Linked DNA regions of Homo sapiens: region 2 is linked to region 1. Evidence: chromatin contacts called from ENCODE Hi-C or POLR2A ChIA-PET data. All regions are on one chromosome and are shown on one strand. The core of a region is the stretch at or near the end of the contact, and the rest is flanking DNA. Distances in the headings are between cores, read along the strand shown. Region 1 overlaps LINC02613 (long intergenic non-protein coding RNA 2613). Region 2 overlaps LINC02613 (long intergenic non-protein coding RNA 2613).

Region 1 (5,127 bases), core at 1,829-4,328:
TTTTTTTTGACGGAGTTTCACTCTGTCACCCAGGCTGGAGTGCAGTGGCGCGATCTCAGCTCGCTCATGCAGCACATTTTTATTGAGCAAAACTGAGAGGCTGAGTGAGAGACCAAAGTCTTCACTGATGAGGGAGAGGGTGCCCAGAGATTGGCAGATGAAGGTGAAGAGAAAAGGTAGAGGACACCAAGGGCCCTGCCAAGCAGCAGAAGTAGGAGGAATTGAGGAGCTTCTTCCGGAATGAAATCAGTTGCACTTTTTTATTTTTTATTTTTTGAGACAGGGTATTTCTCTGTTCTCCAGGCTGGAGTGCAGTGGTTGATCTCGGCTCACTGGTGACCAACCTTTGGCTCCTGGCTCAAGTGGTCTTCCTGCCTCAGCCTCCTGAGGAGTTGGTATTACAGGCACGTACCACCATGCCTGGCTGATTTTTGTATTTTTAGTAGAGATGGGGTTTCACCATGTTGTCCAGGCTGATCTTGAACTCCTGAACTCAAGTAATCAGCCCACCTCGGCCTCCCAAAGTGCTGGGATTTTAGGCGTGAGCTACCGGGCCCGGCCCAATTGCTCCTTTGAAAGGAAGTCCTGCTATGAAAAAAAGTAGCAGTTGAACTAAATGGTGAATTGAATGATGTAGCTGCTTTACATCCTGGCTCAAGCTCCTGACCTTGTTGTAAAACAATAAAAGTTTGGGCACCAGCAGTGAGTCTGCCAGCTACACTGTGAGTAGCTGTGCCCGAGGGGAATTCTTGCACATACTCTATGGGAGATGTGTACAAGAATGTGCATAGTAGCATTGTCTATAATAGCTAAAAAAGGAAACAACCCAGATATTCATAAGTAACAGAATAACGAAGAAATTTTGGCATAATGAAATCCCATATAGCAAAGAAACCAAATAAACTACAGCTACACTCATCAACATGAACAAATTTCAAAAATACTGTTGAGCAAAGACAGCATGTTAAGAAGGTTACAATTAGCATGGCTTTGTCACATGAAATTCACAAAAGGCACCACTAAGCAGTATATTGGTTAGGGATCCACAACAAATGGATTAAAACTATAAAGGAAAGCCAGGGAATGAGTAACACCTGTGTCAGGTCAGTGGCTTGCCCCAGGGTTTGGGAAGGGAGAGCAAGACAATTGGGAAGGGTGGGCATGGAGTGAGCTTCATGGTATTGGCAATGTTCAATTCCTTAAGCTGGGTGGTGTGGATATGTGTATCTGGTTTTTATTATTATTCTTTAAGCTGGACATATACGTTATGCACATTCTTTTGTAATATGATCTATTTCACAATGAAAAAAAATTGTAAAGCAGATATAGCCAAAACCAAAGCTCCTCCACACCCCAATAAAAGGTAGAGTTTGATGTGGTTGAAGAGTCTGAGCCTCAATGGAATGAGGACTTTTCCAGATGTGGTGCTGTACTGGCTGGAATAGCATCCGGGAGAAAGGAGGATGGCAAAGCAACCCACACTGCCCCCTGGCCAGGGCATCGGCAGCTGGACTGAGGGGTGCCCTGGTATCCCCGGGACCTCCTTTTCCTATGGCTCTGGGACCGCTGTGTGCCCACTCTATGCCCCTTTCTTCCTGCACCACAATCCTCAGGGGTTGGCTGGCTTTTCGGAGTCGCCACCAGGTACTTTATTTCTCACAGCTTTCCCACGGCTGCCTGCTGAGTAGGAGGCAATTATCCTAACTTCTCATGTTTTTGACCCTCAAAGCAAGTGCCCCAGCCCATTTGGAGTTAAAAATGTGAAAGCATTTTGGACCACATCCAAAATCTGGTCACTCACCATGTGATTACCTTTTTAGGGAAGGTTTATCATTTGCCTGCTGAAGTTTACTTTAATTTCTGAATGTTTTGCAAACACATTCTTTGTTGACAGCCCTAGCTGGAAATGTTTCAGCTCACCGTGTTCTGGGTAAAAAACATTGTCAAGTCTTTTTTTAACCCCTCACGTTAGATGGTTTTTCTTGGCCTGCATTTCAGTGTCCATTAACCTTAGTGTCGTAACATCTTGGAGTTAGAAGCAACCTTGGAAGCCACCCATCCAACTTCCCACCCAGTGGGAGAATTGTTCTGAAGCTTGCCTGATCACCAGCCTCAGATAGCTTGCTTTTTAAGGGCATTGCTGTACAGACACAGAGTACCATAGTTTACCAATTCCCCATAACATTTTGCATACATTTTCATGAATCTTGCAGAATCAGAAAGCAGTGTGAGCAATTCCAAGTTTGCTAATTAAATTAAAATGAGCACAGACTCTTACAAAACAGGTTTTAGAGTTTCAGGAGGCCTTACATGGTCAAAGACATTTTTCACCTACTTAAAATAATCCTATCCTGGTTAGCAGGGACAGAGAGATGAGGGAGTTGGACACATCACATGCTTGGAAGGAGAAGCAGAGAAGGATTGCTTGGCAGTCCTGTGTGTACATTTTCTTCTGTCCCTTTGTTCTTACTTTCTTGCCTCCTTAAAAGAACAGAGATGGCCAGGTGCGGTGGCTCACACCTGTAATCCCAGCATTTTGGGAGGCCGAGGTGGGCGGATCACGAGGCCAGGAGTTCGAGGCCAGCCTGACCAACATGGTGAAACTCCGTCTCTACTAAAAATACAAAAATTAGCCAGGCGTGGTGGTGGGCGCCTGTAATCCCAGCTACTCAGGAGACTGAGGCAGGAGAATCACTTGAACCTGGGAGGTGGAGGTTGCAGTGAGCTGAGATCGCACCACTGCACTCCAGCCTGGGCAACAGAGTGAGACTTGGTCTCAAAAACAAACAAACAAACAAACAACAAACAAAAACAAAACAAAACAAAAAAAGAACAAATGGTATATAAATGAAGAATATAGACATTGCCCTGCTGAAGGGCGCTGGACTGGCCTGTCATCCTCCCACTGCCACCGCCTGTCTTTCCACCTAATGGTAACTGGATGCCTTGTCCCATTAGTTTGGGCCTACCCCAGTTTCTGAGCCCACCGAGAGATAGTGCAATGTGTGTTAATAGTTGCCCCTTCCACCTGTCTCCCTAACTTTTGTTCTGCTCCAGTAGAGGGAGCCAAGCGGTGATACCAGCTGCTATGGTGGTTAAGTGAGCTTGAGCCTTGAGCCACGCTGGGACCTTGGTGGCACAGGCCCCTCAGAGTAAGGGGAGGAAGCTGGCCTGGGAAAGACTGAAGTTAACCCATCAGAACAACAGGGTTGTTCTGTGCCTAACCCCTCTCTCATGCAAGCTGAGGAGAGTTTCTGGGCTAAAGAAGGTAGCTGAAGATTTTTTTTTTTTTAAGTTAGGGGTAGGAAGCTCAAGCAGGGGTGAGGAGAGAACAATGCAAGGTGCTGACCCAGCCTGGACACACAGGTGCAAGGTCCAGGGGGCATGTGAAGTTCAGGTAAGCTTAAGTAATGGTTGTGAGAAGGCCTAGTTGGTGGCACAGGGCCTGGTGGACCCTTCACAGCATGATACCCCAGTCAGAGCCTATGCAGAGAGACAGGCAAGAAGTGGCAGGATGTCGGGGCCACAAGCAGAAGCTCAGGGCAGGCCAGCATGCCCTGCAGGCCACCAGGGGCAGGAGCCTCCTTCAAGGTTCTGATCCTGCTGTGTGGTCCCTCCCCAGACACCCAGATCTCCCGCAGCACGCTGAGCACCTAGAGACTGGTCCAGGACTGATGCACTCACAGATCTGCCTGGGTCCCGTCTGATGACTCGAAGGGGCCAAGGAGACTGGGACTGACTGCCTGAACTGCCGGGCCCCAAGTTCCGTCAATTCAAATCAACAAATACTGGACTGTGTATCTCTGGGTGAGGGAGTTGGGGTAGGATAAAGATAAGGGGCTGGGTGGCCAACTAAGAGGGAGATTAGGAAATGCTGATAATGTCATATCATATGAATTATACAGCAGATTACACAGCCAGAGGACACTGCTTCGTTAGTCCATACAGGCATCTATTTACATGGGGCATTTACATGGGAGAAGGAGAGGGGGAAGACAACATAGGAAGAGAGGAAGCGGGGGAAGAATTTTGCATAGAAAAAATGCAGTGCCAATCCCTGACCTTGTCTTCCAGTCCAGTGGCAGGTGGCAGCAGGGAAGGACTAAAGGAGCCATTTCCGCAGGGCGTCAGGGAGACAGAGGCCACAGCTATCTGCTTAGGTTCCAAAGTAACTTCAGGGATACTGAGTGGAGGAGAGGGTCATTGTCCTCACCCCGCTGTGCAGCAAAGCATCTCTGTGAGTGTGAGGGCAGCAGAGGTGTAACTCCATGTTGGCACCTACACCACTGGTGTAGTGGAAGCAGCACCCTTGGCGTGCACACAGGTGTATCCCCAGAGGGCAGCCTGAGAGCGCAGCGCAGAGCATCCGCAGGACTTGAGTGGGATCGGAGGTCAGGAACCAGTGACGTTCTGGACACACCCATTATTTTCAACTGGTTGGTACCAGGTTGGGCCAGTAGGACCTGCAAATACTCCAGTTGTGGAAGTTAACAGAGTGTCCTCTCTAGGCGCTTTAATTGCCACCTTCATAACAGCCTTGAAAAATTCCACCCGCCCCCCAACCTTTTAAATTTCTTTTCTTTTCTTTTTTGTCTTTTGAAACGGAGTCTCACTCTGTTGCCCAGGCTGAAGTGCAGTGGTGCAATCTCAGCTCACTGCAGCCTCCACTTCCCGGGTCCAAGCGATTCACCTGTCTCAGCCTCCCAAGTAGCTGGGACTACAGGCACGTGCCACCATGCCTGGCTAATTTTTATATTTTTAGTAGAGACGGAGTTTCACCATGTTGTCCGGGCTGGTCTCGAACTCCTGGCCTTAAGTGATCCGCCCATCCCGGCCTCCCAAAGTGCTAGGATTACAGGCATGAACCACCGCACCCGGTCCCTACCTTTTAAATGTCATAGAACTTTTCTGAATCTGCAATTACCTTGTTTTTTTTCCTTTGGTCCAAGGGTCAGCCAATTTTAAAAATTTTTTTTTCTGTAAAGAGCCAGATAGTAAGTACTTTTGGCCTTGGGGGCCATATGGTCTCTGTTACAACTGCTCAGCTCTGCCACTGTGGTCTGGAAGCAGCCATTGACAATGCATAGACTAACGAATGTGACTGTATTCAAATAACAGATGATTTAT
Region 2 (5,127 bases), core at 1,273-3,772, 34 kb before region 1:
TCTGAAAGATACCCTCAAACACCAATTTTAGGTTTTACAATAGTTATGTTATCTATAGGAGCAATTGAAGAGGTTACAAATCTTGTGACTTTTGCTTCTGAGGCTGCTTCTGAGACCTTCATTTTGGGATATTATTTTCTGGGCCCCAACAATGCTCTGCTGTTTTCTTTGAAGCTGGAGGAAGGGGCCACAAGCCAAGGAATGCAGGTGGCCTCTGGAAGCTAGGGAAGGCAAGGAAGCAGATCCTTTTCTAAAGCCTCCAGAAGGACCACAGCCCTGCTGACATCTTGATTGTAGGAGTTTTGACCTTCAGAACTATAAGATAATAAACTTGTGTTGTTTTAATGCACTAAGTTTGTGGCAGTTTGTTACAGCAGCAATAGCAAACTATACGAGGTGAATAGGCTCCAGAGTGGTTTAGGAAATAATTTGATTAGAAGGAGGAGATGAGAGAAAGGCCTCCTTGGATTTCTGGGTCAGGCATTAAGGTGAATTGAGGTACCATTCCCTGAGCTAGGGCCCAATGGCGAGGGGATGGCGGGGAGGGCTGGTGATGGCATATTCACTTTTGGACATGTTGGGGTTGCAGTGTCCATGGGAGTTCAAGGTGAAGGTGTCCAGTAAGCACTTGTCTGTTGGGACAGGGGCTGGTCTGGAGGCTGAGGGTGTTCATGGTCATTGAAGTCACAGCCCAGGTGGTGGGGCCATGAGAGTGACATTGAGAGGAAAAGAGAGCTGGGGCCAGAGCCTGACATTTGAGGGAAGATCTCTTTGTAGGTCGGGAAATAGAGCAAAACATGCCTCTGCGGGATTGTTTTTTGCTTTGTAAACTTTTCAACCCTTGTATATTCTTTGCTCCCTGGTGTTTTTTCAAAACTTTATCTTGTGTACAAATGGGCAGATTTCGGTTCTCCACTCCTGGACTATCCCTCTCATTCCTGCTAGTGCCTTCCCGAATACAGAACGCCATTGAGGGGGGGATTTAAACTGTTTCTGGACTCCAGTTGCCTCTCTTGTGACCCTGCTTTCTTTCTTTCTTTCTTTTTTTTTTTTTTTTTTTTTTGAGACGGAGTCTTGCTCTGTTGCCCAGGCTGGAGTGCAGTGGCATGATCTCGGCTCACTGCAACCTCCTCTGCCTCCCAGGTTCAAGTGATTCTCCTGCCTCAGCCTCCCAAGTAGCTGGGATTACAGGTGCATGCCACCACTCCTGGCTAATTTCTGTAGTTTCAGTAGAGACGGGGTTTCACCATATTGGCCAGGCTGGTCTCGAACTCCTGACCTTGTGATCCACCCACCTCAGCCTCCCAAAGTGCTGGGATTACAGTCATGAGCCACTGTGCCCAGCACCTGACCCTGCCTTCTATGCTAGGCTCCTGCTCCCAAGCGTCCTCTGCAGAGGCTCACAAAGACAAGCCTCAGTGCTAGCTCATGATCCCAGCAATCTCCCTGCACGCCACTTCTCCCCACCCTTCTCTGTCCATGTCTTGACCTGTTCCTACCTACTTTTTCCTTGGGTTCTCCTACTCACATTTTGAGTCTTGTTGCTGGCCCCGTCCAGAGGAAGCAGCCTTCCTGACTCTGTACCTGGCATAGCAACCTTAGCTTAATTTTGCCATTTCAGGATTTGAGAACCCCAGGCCCACTCCCCAACTTTTGCACTTACTGTTCTCCCTGCCTAGAACGCACTTCTAGAAGGGACCTCTGAGTTGGCCTGACTCAACTTTCAAAGCAGTGTAGGATTTTTGTACACCAAAGGTAGTTTTGCTTTCTCTATCACATGGATTGTACACAACTGTTTACTTGTTTTCGTCTCTCTTCTTGATCACAAATTCCTTGTGAGCAGGGACCCTGGTTTATTCATCTCGTATCTTCAGCACCTAACATACCACGTGGTTCAATAAATTTTTCTGTTGGACAGAACCCTTCTAGACTGGATCATTATGTCTTCACTCTGACAGCGAGGTGAGCGTGCGTCGGAGGAAGATGTTTTCCTCGCCTGAGTCCTGACAGGCAGTGTACTAATTAGCAACAGGTGAATAGCAGCACGCAACCCACATGCTTCCCTTACATAACACGCAGTCTTCTCCTGCTCCTCGCTGTCTCCAAGCTTTGCACAAGCCCCGGTTGCCTGCTCCTCTGCACCAGAGGTTGCAGGGATCACGCATCTCTTGGCCTCTCTAACAGATACCTGTGCTTGGCCTCACATATCTGGCTCGACAACCTGAGCCAGGCAGCCAGCAGGAAGGAATCGCCTCTGTCCTGGAATGTCTTGGCAGGTCTGGAATCCAGTTAGGGAGAGTGCTAGTTGGAATGTTTGGCTGGGAGGAGCGAGGAGGCTAAGGGATAACTGCATAACTGAGTCTCCAGGGCTCTAAAATCCCATTTTTCCTGGGGTTAGGGAGGAGACTCAGGGTTGAGAAATGCAAGATAATTGAATTTGGAAAGGAAAAGGAGATGGAAAGCATGTGAGCAACCTAGCTGCTGCTGGCGGATCACATGCCGGCCTCTGAGCACTTGTTTCCAAAGGCAAGAGCCAGCTGGTGTAGGTCTTAAGGGTACTTCTCAGTTGCCTCAGACACACAGCTCAGGGGAAGTCAAATGCAGCCGGAGCCCCCCTCCCCACATCTCTGTGTACTGTTTTGCACTCCCCTCAACCTAGAAAAAGAAGGAAGACTGAGTTGATCAAATTACATGCTGGCCCTGCTGTACCTCCTCCTCACCCCCAAGGTTAAAATTGTGGATTCAGTAATATGCATAATAACCCCGGAAACATTGAGTTCTATGGCACAGAAACCTTGTGCATTTCTGCAAAGGCAGTTTAAATACAAAAGCCAAAAATAGACCCATAAATAGCACAAGGGTGAAATATTTAAGACTCTGATAGCTCAATGGGCCTGCCGTTTTGCTAAACAAGTGGTTCTCAAACGAGATCGCAAGAAGGGCTTATTAAAATACAGATTGCTGGCCCTACCCCTACAGATTCTGCTTCTGTAGGTCTGGGCCGGGCAGACCACTGGGTCAGGTTCTGAGATCCCCAGTGATGCTGATGTTGTTGGTCCAGGGAACCTTGCTTTGAGAACTGTCTTTTTTTTTTTTTTTTTTTTTTTTTAAACAGCTAAAGAAACTTATTTAGAGAGAAATACGTAAAACAAATAGACAGAAAAGCTGCTATGTGAAAACCGGGCCTCAGGGCAGTCACAAGCAGAAGCCTGCAGATACTTTACATTGTCCCTTGTGTGGTAGGGTAGGTCACCCTCTCCCAACGGCTTTTCCAAAGGGTACCCTGGGATTCACACCCTTTCCGCTTTGTGGCTCCTACAGTGCCCCTTCCCCACAGTGCCTACTGCATCCAAACTCTTGGTACACAGCTAAGGAAAGGTGAATCTAGGATGCAGTCCACCAAAGACTATGGGATTTAGAGTTTAGAAAGTTCAGCTTGTATAGGCTGGGGCGGGGGTGGCTCACGCCTGTAATCCCAGCACTTTGGGAGGCTGAGGCGGGTGGATCACCTGAGGCCAGGAGTTCGAGACCAGCCTGACCAATATGGTGAAACCCTGTCTCTACTAAAAATACAAAAAAAAAAAAAAAAAAAAAAAATTAGCCAGGCATGGTGGTGTGTGCCTGTAGTCCCAGCTACTTAGGAGGCTGAGACAGGAGAACTGATTGAACCCGGGAGATGGAGGTTGCAGTGAGCCAAAGTCACGCCACTGCACTCCAGCCCGGGCAACAGAATGAAACTCGATCTCAAAAAAAAAAAAAAGAAAAAGAAAGTTCAGCTTGTATCAACCAAAAATATCACCAAGTTATTTCCAAGCCTTTCTAGTTTTCTGTTCCCTTCCATGACCCCAACCCTGTCTTTAAGTCTAGTGACTTTAAAAGCCAATATTTCTCCTTGAGTGATTTCCTCCACTCTTCCCCAAGAACACACATTTCTCTGCGGAAACTGAATTATTGCTTTTGTCCTTAGTTTCCTGGAAGAATCAAGATAATTTTCTGCATGGCCTTCATGTCAACTCTTTTGATTTCACTCCAGTATTTCTCTCTCATAGGCTCTCAATTCTTTCATGGAAACTTCCTGAGTTAAAGTCCGCTACGTCTTCCCCACTCTGAGATTACAGCATCAATTTCATCTCCTCTTGAGAATTCTCATTCCTCGCCCAACCAGCTGCCTTGGCCTACTTTAGACCACTTTGCTGTGAGAGGAAGTCACTCTCTCCCCTGGGGTTAAGCTCTCACTTTCTAGCCATAACCTCACATCTGTCACTCAAGTGCAACCCCTGCCCCACCCCCACTTTCCTCTGGTGGATGAGCATTGTGGTGGAGAGAGGGTGGAGGGATGGGAATAAGTGGGGGTGGAAGATGGGAGAGGTGGAGATTATTTGTTACTGAAACATTCATTTTAGGAAAAATCAGATCCTTGATTTCCTTCCTTTATGCTTAAAAAAAATGCAATTTGGTGTTGTCTTTAATTTGGGGTGAGGTTCCTTAATGGGTCCTGTCTTCATGGTCTCTGAAGGTCTTAATCAGACTGACTGCTGCAGCCCAGCGATCAAATCTTATGACTCCAGGATATTTCAGCGGGAGAACCTTGCACATTGCTTAATGAATGGGCTGTTTTAGTTTTACACTGTTCAAATATTTGCTGAAGGAAAGAGTGAATTATGCTCCATAGGCCTTAGCTTAGCTGGATGGTGGGATTCACAATTACAGTGTCACACCTCACGTAGACTCTACCTCAGAAAACATCTTACATTTAAAAATATTTTTGAGGTTAAAAAAGGCAAAATCTGCAAAACTTTTTTTTTTTTTTTTTTTTTTACCTCCACAAAGAAAACCTCAATGCCTCCTCCCCTCAGCCAAGTATAAAGAGTGTAATTTTCTCCTTGAGGAAAGTGACATAAGTCATCTGACAGGGCCTGCATGATCCGGGTCACTCACTGCAAGTGCTCCGGCAGCATCTTCCTAACACAGAAGCTTCCTGAGATTGCACATTGGCATCCGTTCGTGGTAAGGCTGGAGGATGGAGCTGTGCTATTTCTTACCTTAGGACTTATGAAGCAAGCATCTGTGGAAGCCGGGGTGACAGAGTCCAAGGTTTAGCTTGGGATCTGCTTCAAGGACAAAGAC

What was found. Hi-C counts contacts between places; a loop is a spot of excess contacts on that map. ChIA-PET counts read pairs that join two places held with the same protein, here RNA polymerase II (POLR2A). Pooled maps may share reads with other maps.
Region 2: a map of esophagus muscularis mucosa shows a loop between it and region 1 (6-fold over the local background). The contact joins two enhancer-like sites. A Hi-C loop is called at or near these places in 9 of 168 maps with a recorded cell type or tissue (HepG2, MCF 10A, OCI-LY7 and 6 more), 5 of 37 single-sample maps with no recorded cell type and 14 of 50 pooled maps. POLR2A ChIA-PET finds 5 or more read pairs at or near these places in 8 of 52 experiments (GM12878, HEK293, HepG2 and 5 more).

Annotation. Positions count from the first base shown.
Region 1 is chr2:38,463,882-38,469,008 of GRCh38, reverse strand. The region is part of intron 4 of LINC02613 (long intergenic non-protein coding RNA 2613); the gene reads left to right. Among named protein-coding and RNA genes, the nearest start is that of LINC01883, 35 kb to the right of the region's middle. Within about 2 kb of position 3,078, at least 8 of the 41 ENCODE cell types and tissues checked have a DNase peak (open chromatin) inside an H3K27ac peak, as active enhancers do.
Region 2 is chr2:38,497,384-38,502,510 of GRCh38, reverse strand. The region is part of intron 1 of LINC02613 (long intergenic non-protein coding RNA 2613); the gene reads left to right. Among named protein-coding and RNA genes, the nearest start is that of LINC02613, 16 kb to the left of the region's middle. Within about 2 kb of position 2,522, at least 10 of the 41 ENCODE cell types and tissues checked have a DNase peak (open chromatin) inside an H3K27ac peak, as active enhancers do.